Linked DNA regions of Homo sapiens: region 2 is linked to region 1. The links are chromatin contacts, found by Hi-C or POLR2A ChIA-PET in ENCODE. All regions are on one chromosome and are shown on one strand. The core of a region is the stretch at or near the end of the contact, and the rest is flanking DNA. Distances in the headings are between cores, read along the strand shown. Region 1 overlaps IQSEC1 (IQ motif and Sec7 domain ArfGEF 1). Region 2 overlaps IQSEC1 (IQ motif and Sec7 domain ArfGEF 1).

Region 1 (4,030 bases), core at 619-3,118:
AGTGCTAGGATTGCAGGCGTGAGCCACCACAGCTGGCCAACTTTATGTCCCTTCTTTGCACATTCGGTTTTCCTTTGAGGTCCATTTCTTTGTATCCTTGCATTCTGCTCCTTGGGGCCAGGCTAACTCTTGGGGACTGCAGTCCCGAGAACATTCCAGAATGGGAAGGACTAGAAGAATGACATGGATTTGAATCTTGGCTCTGCTCTGTGGTCTGCAGTCCTGGGCAAGGATCACAGTGGGCCCTTCTTGAGCCTCCATTTTCTCATATGGAGAATGGGAAGAGCAGTGCTTTCTTGACAGGCTTGTTGCAGGGGTGAAATCTGTGTACTTAGCTTGTGCTGGGCTCCCCCGTCGCATAGTGGCATAGTGGGTGAGCATACGTGTGGGTGACCCAGCCCCAGCCACATCAGCCCAGAAAGACTGATTTTTCCAGACCCTGCTTGAACACCTGCACTAGCCCTTAAAGCAGCCCCTTCTTAAATTGCTGAACTGTTCAAAACTGCTAGCTGTCTGAAGCTCCTGCCCCTGGCCTCACAAACCTGCCTGTTCTCTCTGCACCAGGACCACCCTGCAGAGACCTGGCAGGGGTGGCGGCCACCTCTCTCCAGCTGTGCCATCCCTGCTCTTGCTCAGAGGATGTGCCCCCACCCGCCCCCCAGACCCTGCCTGGCTGTGTCCCATCCCTCCCCGAGACGGGGGCATAGAGGTGAAGATAGCCCTGTGCAGAACAAGACCATCCCCTTCCTTCCTCTGGGTGACTAACCTTGGTTAATGTGGCCTAGGCAGAGAAGAGCCACAGAAAGCCCCAAGAGGGAGCTTGTGAGGGCTGGAAATGAATTGTGCCTGCCCAGTCTAGGCTCCCTTTCTGGAAATCAGAAACCCTGAAAGCAGAGTATAGGGGAAGCCATGAGGCCTGGAGGCGTGATGGGCATACGTACTTCAGGAGGCTGTTTTGCTCTGGCCTGTGCAGACTGCCAGGAGTCTGGCCTGAGGCTGCTGGCATGGACATTTAACCACAGACAGGCTTTCAAGATTGCCTGCTTCCTCTAGCATGGGGCCCGGCCCCCTCTGAAGAGGGTGGCTTTGCCATGTGATGTGGCCACCCTCTGGCCACACGTGGCTAGGCTTATTTCTCTGATTTATCTCATAACTGTGCACAACCCCAGGACCCCTAGGCTCTGGACCCAGCCCTGTCCAAGCTGCCAGCAGCATGCTTTTCCCCTGAGCAGCTGGGCAGGAGAGGCATGGTGTGGGGTCAGGTCCCACACAACTCTGTCTTATACTCACAACCTTGACTTGGTGACTCAACTCTTCCATCCCTGAGTTTGTCATCTGCAGAAGGGAGCAGTCCTAGCTACCTCCCAGCGACGGTGGTTGAGTTACAGGTCATGTATTTTAAACACACCCACCACGGCATCTTGTACCTGGCAGGTTTGTGGAGAAGTTGCTGCTGTATAATTCAGACCCGTGTATACTTGTGTTTGCGTATGTATATGTGTGTACATACATGTGTGTTTGCCCTCTCCGTAAGAAGTTGCATGAACACAATGGGCAAGTGTTCGGGCGTCCTGGCCAAGCTGCCCATATGCCCTTGGGGATGGGTGCCACCTTTCCGTGCCTGCAGGGTATTGAGAGCACTGAATGTGTTCCATATACAGCTTAGAACATCACTAGCCATATAGACATTCGCTGTTACTACCATTGTCGTTGTCGATATTGGGGGTGAACAGTGGGTCACTGCTTTCATCTTGTACCCTCACTGGTGCCCAGAACCTCCCCTGGCTAACATTTTTCTTGAGAAAAGTCATTCATTACTTCATAGGCCATAATTAGAGACATCCGTGGCTGAGAGGCCACAGCCCCCCAGCCCTGACTCATTCCCTGGCGAGTCGGGACGTGGCATCCAACAGGTCTGGGCTGAGGGGCTGGGGTTGGACTGTCTGCCTTTCTCACCCATCCCCATGAGCTCCCCAGTCCAGGGAACAGGCCAGTGGAAGGTGTCTGGGTCCAGGTCTCCCTCCACCCTGGGGTCAGGCTCTCCAGCCTGGAGGTGGGTGTCTCGAAGAGAGGGTCTCAACAGCAGGCAGGGTGCAGGGCAGGTGACCCTGGCTTGGGGCACTAGGCTTGTCTGCCCTTCCTGCCTCCAGCTGCTGGGGCTTGTAGATCAGAGAATAACCCAAGACAGCCATTGAAAAGTGCTTTTTAAGAGCCAAGCACTTTCTTAAGGACCTCACTGTATTAATTAGCTCCACTAAGTCTTCACAGTCCTGTGAAGTAGATACACTAATTACCCCAATTTTAGAGGAAGGAACCTGAGGCACAGCATTAATTCCTCCTGTGGTCACACAGCTGGTAAGCAGTAGAGCTAGAATTCCACCCAGGAGCCTGCTTGGCCCCTTGCTTGGCAGAAAGCCTGGGTGGGGCGGGGCAGCAGGAGGAAACTCTTCAAGTTGTGATCTCTATTCCTGCGAGGTGTCCATTGCAACACTGTCCTATAGGGATCTAGCGCTTCACCCAGCCATGTCCCCACATAAAACACCACATACCACTTCCATCACAGGAAAACATGTTTGGAAAACTGGAGAAGGGGGAAGAGCTTGGCGACCTTTCAGTGACCAAAGCTTGGAGTCCCCAGTCTGGGAAAGGAGGGCTCACTGTGCCTTAGCACGTGATGGGCTCTGGGGCAGAGTGTGGATGCATCCACATGCAGCTCCAGGCCCTTACGTGCTCTCTGGCCCTGTCCTTGGCCTGTCCCACCACCAGGGGCCCATCCAGGACATACAGAACTCATCTCATGGGAAGGAGCAGGCCTCCTGCTCATGGCCATTCCCATCTTTGCTGGAGGCCAGGGCTTTGGGGGATGCTTGGGCAGTTGTCTCCCACCCTCACAGAGCAAGACTCCTCCATGGTGCAGATGGACTGCACACGAGATCAGGTGATCCCCGGGGTGGGGAAGAGTGTGTGGGGTGAGGGTGGCCTTGTGGAGGAAGTGGGGTTAAGCTGAGACCTCGGTGTAAAGATGGCAGACTCAGACAGGTCATATGGCCCTGGGATAGAGGCTTCCAGCCAGGATTGGAGTCCCTTGTACCACCTCTCTGACGGGTGTCTGACCTGCCGCAGCTTGCACACCTCCAGTGACAGAGAACTCACCACCTCCTAAGCAGCCCTAACCACATGAGAGTGTACTTCATCACGTCGGGTATTGGCAGTCATAGTTCTGCCTGCAGGAGAAATCTCTAGCCTCGGCTTGTCAGCCTGTCAGAGGCTTGATGATGGGGATCACATCATCTCCCCGAGGCTGCTTTCCTCCCGGCTGCACAGCCCCAGCTCTTGATAGGAGCATACTGTTATACTGCTTCCTGGCATACTGTTATTTGGCCTTGGCAAATAGAGTCCATCTCACATGCTAGCTGGGATCAGTTGTATGGAGTGCTGTGTTGGAAGGAGGCTGAGGCTTCATCCAAGCTCTTTAGGAGGGAGTCTGTGATCAATTAGCAATGTCTGCCAGGGAGGAGTGGGTAGGGCATGCAGGTGTCCCAGGTCTGCTGTCCCTGCCCTCAGGCTCTGGACTGTCTGTGCAGCCCCCAGACACTGTCTTCTGCTGTGTCTGAGAACTGTGGCGGGCAGCAGGGCTATTTTTGCTCCTGGCTTTTTATTCATGTTGGTGACTGGCTTCTCGGCCACATCATGACATCAGCTCACATTCATCTTATAGTCCACAAAAAATCCCCAAGGCTTTTTCATAAGAACAGCCATCAAACTAGATCTTTACCCCATTTTGATGTTATTTCCAGTGTGTGGATACAGAATTAATTTCAGTCATCCCCTTGTCGATGCTCATTTAGGTTATTTCCAGATGTTTATAATCAGAAACAACACTGCTGTGGACATCCTCGTATGTACTGCTGCACACATTGGTCTTATTTCCTTTGCACAAATCTATGGAAAGGGGCTGGGCGGCAGCCACCTAACGCTCATAGGATGTTCCAGAGACTCTGAACTGCCAGGAATATTCAGGGACTTGGAA
Region 2 (4,030 bases), core at 837-3,336, 98 kb before region 1:
CTCTAGGGATGAGTTCTGTGTCATAGCTGATGCTCCCCAGGTGGGCAGGTACAGGCAGTGTTGTGGGGATGGGGCCCCCCAGCCTCCAGGAAAGCATCACTCCACGCCCTGAAGACACAGAATGTGAGGTGTGCTGCCAGGCAGAGCAGACAAGAGACAGTCCTTTCAGATGCATTCGTTGCCCCTGTGAGAGATCTGCTTTTCCTACTCCCATTTTACACATGAGGAAACTGAGGCACAGAGAGGTGAGGGGACAGGCACCAAGTCTATGGCTAGTCATGGGTGGAGGTGGGATGTGATCCTAGTTGGGCTGGCTCCAGGCCCACACCCCATAGCACAGACCGAACTTGGTCAAAGGCAGGAGGCAGGACCCAGGCTCCTGGGCCCAGATCCAGAGCTGGACGCCGAGTCTCTGGGCAGGAAATCAGGGCTCCAGGGCCCCTGGGCTGCCGGCATGGAGGCTGGGTGGGCCCAAACCCATGGGTCTGCTGAGATTCCTGGTGCAGGGCTCTTTGGGGAAGGAGCATGGTGGCTCAGGTCAAACATACCCGAGGTTAAGTCTGGGTCCAGCCAGAGAGGACCTTTAACCCTGCCCACTGCGCTTCCTCTCCTTGAGCCTCAGTTTCCCCATCTGAACAGGGGGCAGTGGGACTTGACATTGCCATGGGGTAGAGACAAGGCAGCTTCTCAGTTGAGCCAGCAGGGGGAAAGAAAGCACATGGTTTCTTGCATGTGGGGCAGACGCTCTTCCCAGGGCTGCTCAGTTGCCCCAGGACCTGTCCTGGGACCACCTGCTGGGGCCTGAGTGGACATGGCCCCCAAGGGGTTTGCTGTGTGTGTGGGACCATAAGTAACCCTGTCTCGCTTTTGCCACCTCAGGAGCTCCCTGGACACCGGAAGCAGCCTCTCCACTGACCGCTACAGGTACTGTCTTGCCGTCCACCCCAGCCTGCCCCAGGATCTCCTTAGGTCCTCACTGCCCATCTGCACCCAGAGGCAGGCCTCCAAGAGCCCTTTGGGGGAAATTAGCTCCACCATTTGGCCCTGAAATTCCCCCAAGGGCCAGAGGTACTACTGATATGTCCCCTGAGAGCTTCTACAGCTTGGAGTGGTTTCCCCTCAAATCAAGGTCCCCCCAAAGACCAGGACTGCAGTCGAAGTTCTGCCCCCAAAGACCAGAGCTCAGCTGAAGGCCCCTCGGAGGATCAGGCTGCAGCTGATAGTTCTTCCGAGATCCAAGGCTGGTGGGTCTCCCAAGGACCAGCCTGCAGCCGGCAGTTCCCATGACGACCAAGGCTGCAGCCCAGGGGAGAAGCCTGTTGGTTTCTATTGGTGTGCAGCTGCGCTTGGTGGGAGCTGGGGTGTCTGAGGGTCTCTGCTTCCGTGTGCTTTGTATCTTGATGTCTTCCAAAAAGAGCATTTTCTGTTTTCACACACACAAAAAAATACTGGAGACTGCGCTTAGAGGAAAGCTCCCTTGATTGGAAGCCAGCAGATCCTTGTTCCAGTCTCGTGGGCAAGAAAGACAAGTGACAGGCAGACTGTCCTGGCAGTGGAGGTGGCTTAGAGGGCTGTGTTCGGTGCATCGATGTGAATTGGGGAGGAGGGGACATCTGTGCTGCGTTGTAGAGGTGACTAGAGGTTGACTGGTTCCCTGTTTGGAGGGTGGGAGACAAGTGGTCCCGGAAGGGAGCACCCTGTGTAAGGACCTGTGGAGGGTGGATGTGGCCGGGCCATGGAGAGGGAGGAGGGGAGTTGGGGGAGGTTTGGGAGGGAGCTTCGTCCTGCTAAAGAGCTTGGCTTCTGGGAGAGGGGGTTTTTGAACAAGCCCAAAAAGAGACTCACAAGGTCGTAGGCCCTGTCCCTGGAGACAGCAACCAAGGGCTGGGCCCCACGTGTCAGGGTTGCAGCAGATGCTATACAGGAAGGAGATGTCAGAGCGACCGACTCTGAAACTCTGGGCTGCAGGGAGCGAGGGGGTGGCCATCTGGGCCCTGCTTCCCTGAGCCAGCTAGGGACTGGCAGCCCCGCCGCGTGCGCTCCTGGAGGACACAGCCAAGTGGTACACACGTGTACACACATGAGCGACACGCTCACGCAGTCACCTGATCCTCTGCACGGACACTCCACAGTCACACCCACATATCATCATAACAGTACTTCCTTTGCTTTGTGAAAGCTGACAGCCCTTATGGCCCAGCGAGTCAGGGCTATTGTTAGCCCACTCCACAGACGTCACCTGCTCAGGATTCGAGACTGCGGGGGCAGAGCCGGGATTTGAACATTTGGGTATCCTGGTGTGAATACTGCCCAACACCGTAGCACACTCCCTGCCCTCATACTAGTAGTTCCTCATATGCCCATTGCATAATCTCACACGCACACACGTATACACACAGACTCCAGAACATTCCCACACCCAGTTCTTCCTGTAGTCAAATGCTAGCATTGTCACTTTTGCACATGGGTGAACACACAGCCCCCATTTTGACACATATGTGCTTGCGGGCTCACACTGGTACACACACTCTCACCCCTGATGGGATGGCTCAGGGTGCCAGCAGGCGTGTGGGTTCCTGTGTCAGGGTGGCCCCAGGGAAGGAGGCTGAGGAGGCTCCTGTAGGGGCTGAGCCTGGCCTCTGCACCACCCACCCATGCCACGGGCGCCACTGCAGCTCCATCTGAATTGTCCACTCCGCCGGCCAGTCAGTCAGGTGCCCTGCTCGAGGCCAGCCCAGGAAAGTTCTGGTATGCAGGGAGTGTGGATGGGGCTCTTTGTTCTAGGATGTGTGGGGGCCTAGCAGGTTCCGTGCTCCTGCCCACTTGGGTCTCACTGCACAGCCCTCCATCGGATGGAGCCACACTTGACCTCAGAGCCAATGCCCCAGTGCCTCACTCCCTGGAGGACAGAGCAGGGATCAGAGCGGAGGCCGTAGGAGCCCCTCAGCTCTGCTGTTTCCCCGCCTGCATTCAGCCACATTTCCTGAGCACCTGCGGGTGTCGGGCACTCAGGATCCCTCGTTGAGCAGTCCTGCTGCCTTCACAGAGCATCTGTGGCAGGCAGGAGCACAGGCAGCAAGCAGAAAAAGAAACTGGTTTTTAACATAACGTGTCAAGTGGTGACAAGAGCTATGGAGAAAATAAATCCAGGTGAAGGGAATAGACAGAGATGGGAGGGTGGCCAGGGAAGGCCTCTGGGCCTGGAAGCACAGGAGGGGTGAGGAGCATCCCAACAGTCTGGTGGGAACAGCGGTGCAGAGGCCCTGGGGTGGAGCATGCCTGGAGGAGTGGCCAGGAGGCAGATGCTAAGTGGGGCCTGCCCCATCCTGCCATCTTGCCTTGGCATGCGTCCTGACTCCCAACCCTCACAGCAGCCTCAGACACAGACAGGGCCAGGATCAATGTTCCCCTTTCACAGATGAGGGTACCTGAGACCAGAAGAGCATTGGTGCCAGGTCCAGGACTAGGGCCCAGGGCCCCCGCTGCTACCAGAACTCTGTGCCCTTTTTGTGCAGTGGAGGCACCAGCTCTGCTGCTGGGGGCAAGCTTCTGAGAATCCCAGCCTTCGGAGGTTCTGGAGGCCTGTGCACAGCCTAGGAATTCAGAAACAAAGGTCCCAGCCAGTAATTGCTGCCTTTCAAAGGCACAGCCGGCTTCCTCTGCCACAGGCGTGAGAGGGAAGCTAATGTCCTTCTCCAGGAGTGTGGGGGGGCGGGGGAGGAGTGGGCAGCACTTCAGGGCTGCTGGCCCCGCCTGTGCTACCTTGCCAAACAGGCTCATCACACTCGGCAGATCGCCTCTCCCCTGCCTGCCCCCAGTTATCAGCCCAAGTTGGGGTGTCTTGCGTCCAGCCTGGGTCCATTCCGATGACACTGGGTGTCCCCCTTTACCTCTGGCCTCGCACTCCCCGACTGTATTATAAGAGGCTTGGACCCAGCCATTTGGAAAGCTTTCCCTTTCCAGCCATCCAGGACGGGTACCTCCAAGGGAAAGTGACTACAGACAGGGTCTCCCAACCTTGGCACTACTG

The links. A loop is a pair of places that touch in the nucleus more often than their neighbours do. ChIA-PET counts read pairs that join two places held with the same protein, here RNA polymerase II (POLR2A). Pooled maps may share reads with other maps.
Region 2: a loop to region 1 is called in a pooled map, with 3 times the contacts of the local background. The contact joins two enhancer-like sites. A Hi-C loop is called at or near these places in 4 of 50 pooled maps. POLR2A ChIA-PET finds 5 or more read pairs at or near these places in 2 of 52 experiments (H1 and activated B cell).

Annotation. Positions count from the first base shown.
Region 1 is chr3:12,946,394-12,950,423 of GRCh38, reverse strand. All of the region lies in intron 1 of IQSEC1 (IQ motif and Sec7 domain ArfGEF 1), which reads left to right. Among named protein-coding and RNA genes, the nearest start is that of LINC02022, 63 kb to the right of the region's middle. RefSeq lists enhancers at 486-665, 2,840-3,341 and a silencer at 1,226-1,305. Within about 2 kb of position 1,868, at least 8 of the 41 ENCODE cell types and tissues checked have a DNase peak (open chromatin) inside an H3K27ac peak, as active enhancers do.
Region 2 is chr3:13,044,372-13,048,401 of GRCh38, reverse strand. All of the region lies in intron 1 of IQSEC1 (IQ motif and Sec7 domain ArfGEF 1), which reads left to right. Among named protein-coding and RNA genes, the nearest start is that of IQSEC1, 27 kb to the left of the region's middle. RefSeq lists enhancers at 906-1,424, 1,780-2,199, 2,640-2,719. Within about 2 kb of position 2,086, at least 7 of the 41 ENCODE cell types and tissues checked have a DNase peak (open chromatin) inside an H3K27ac peak, as active enhancers do.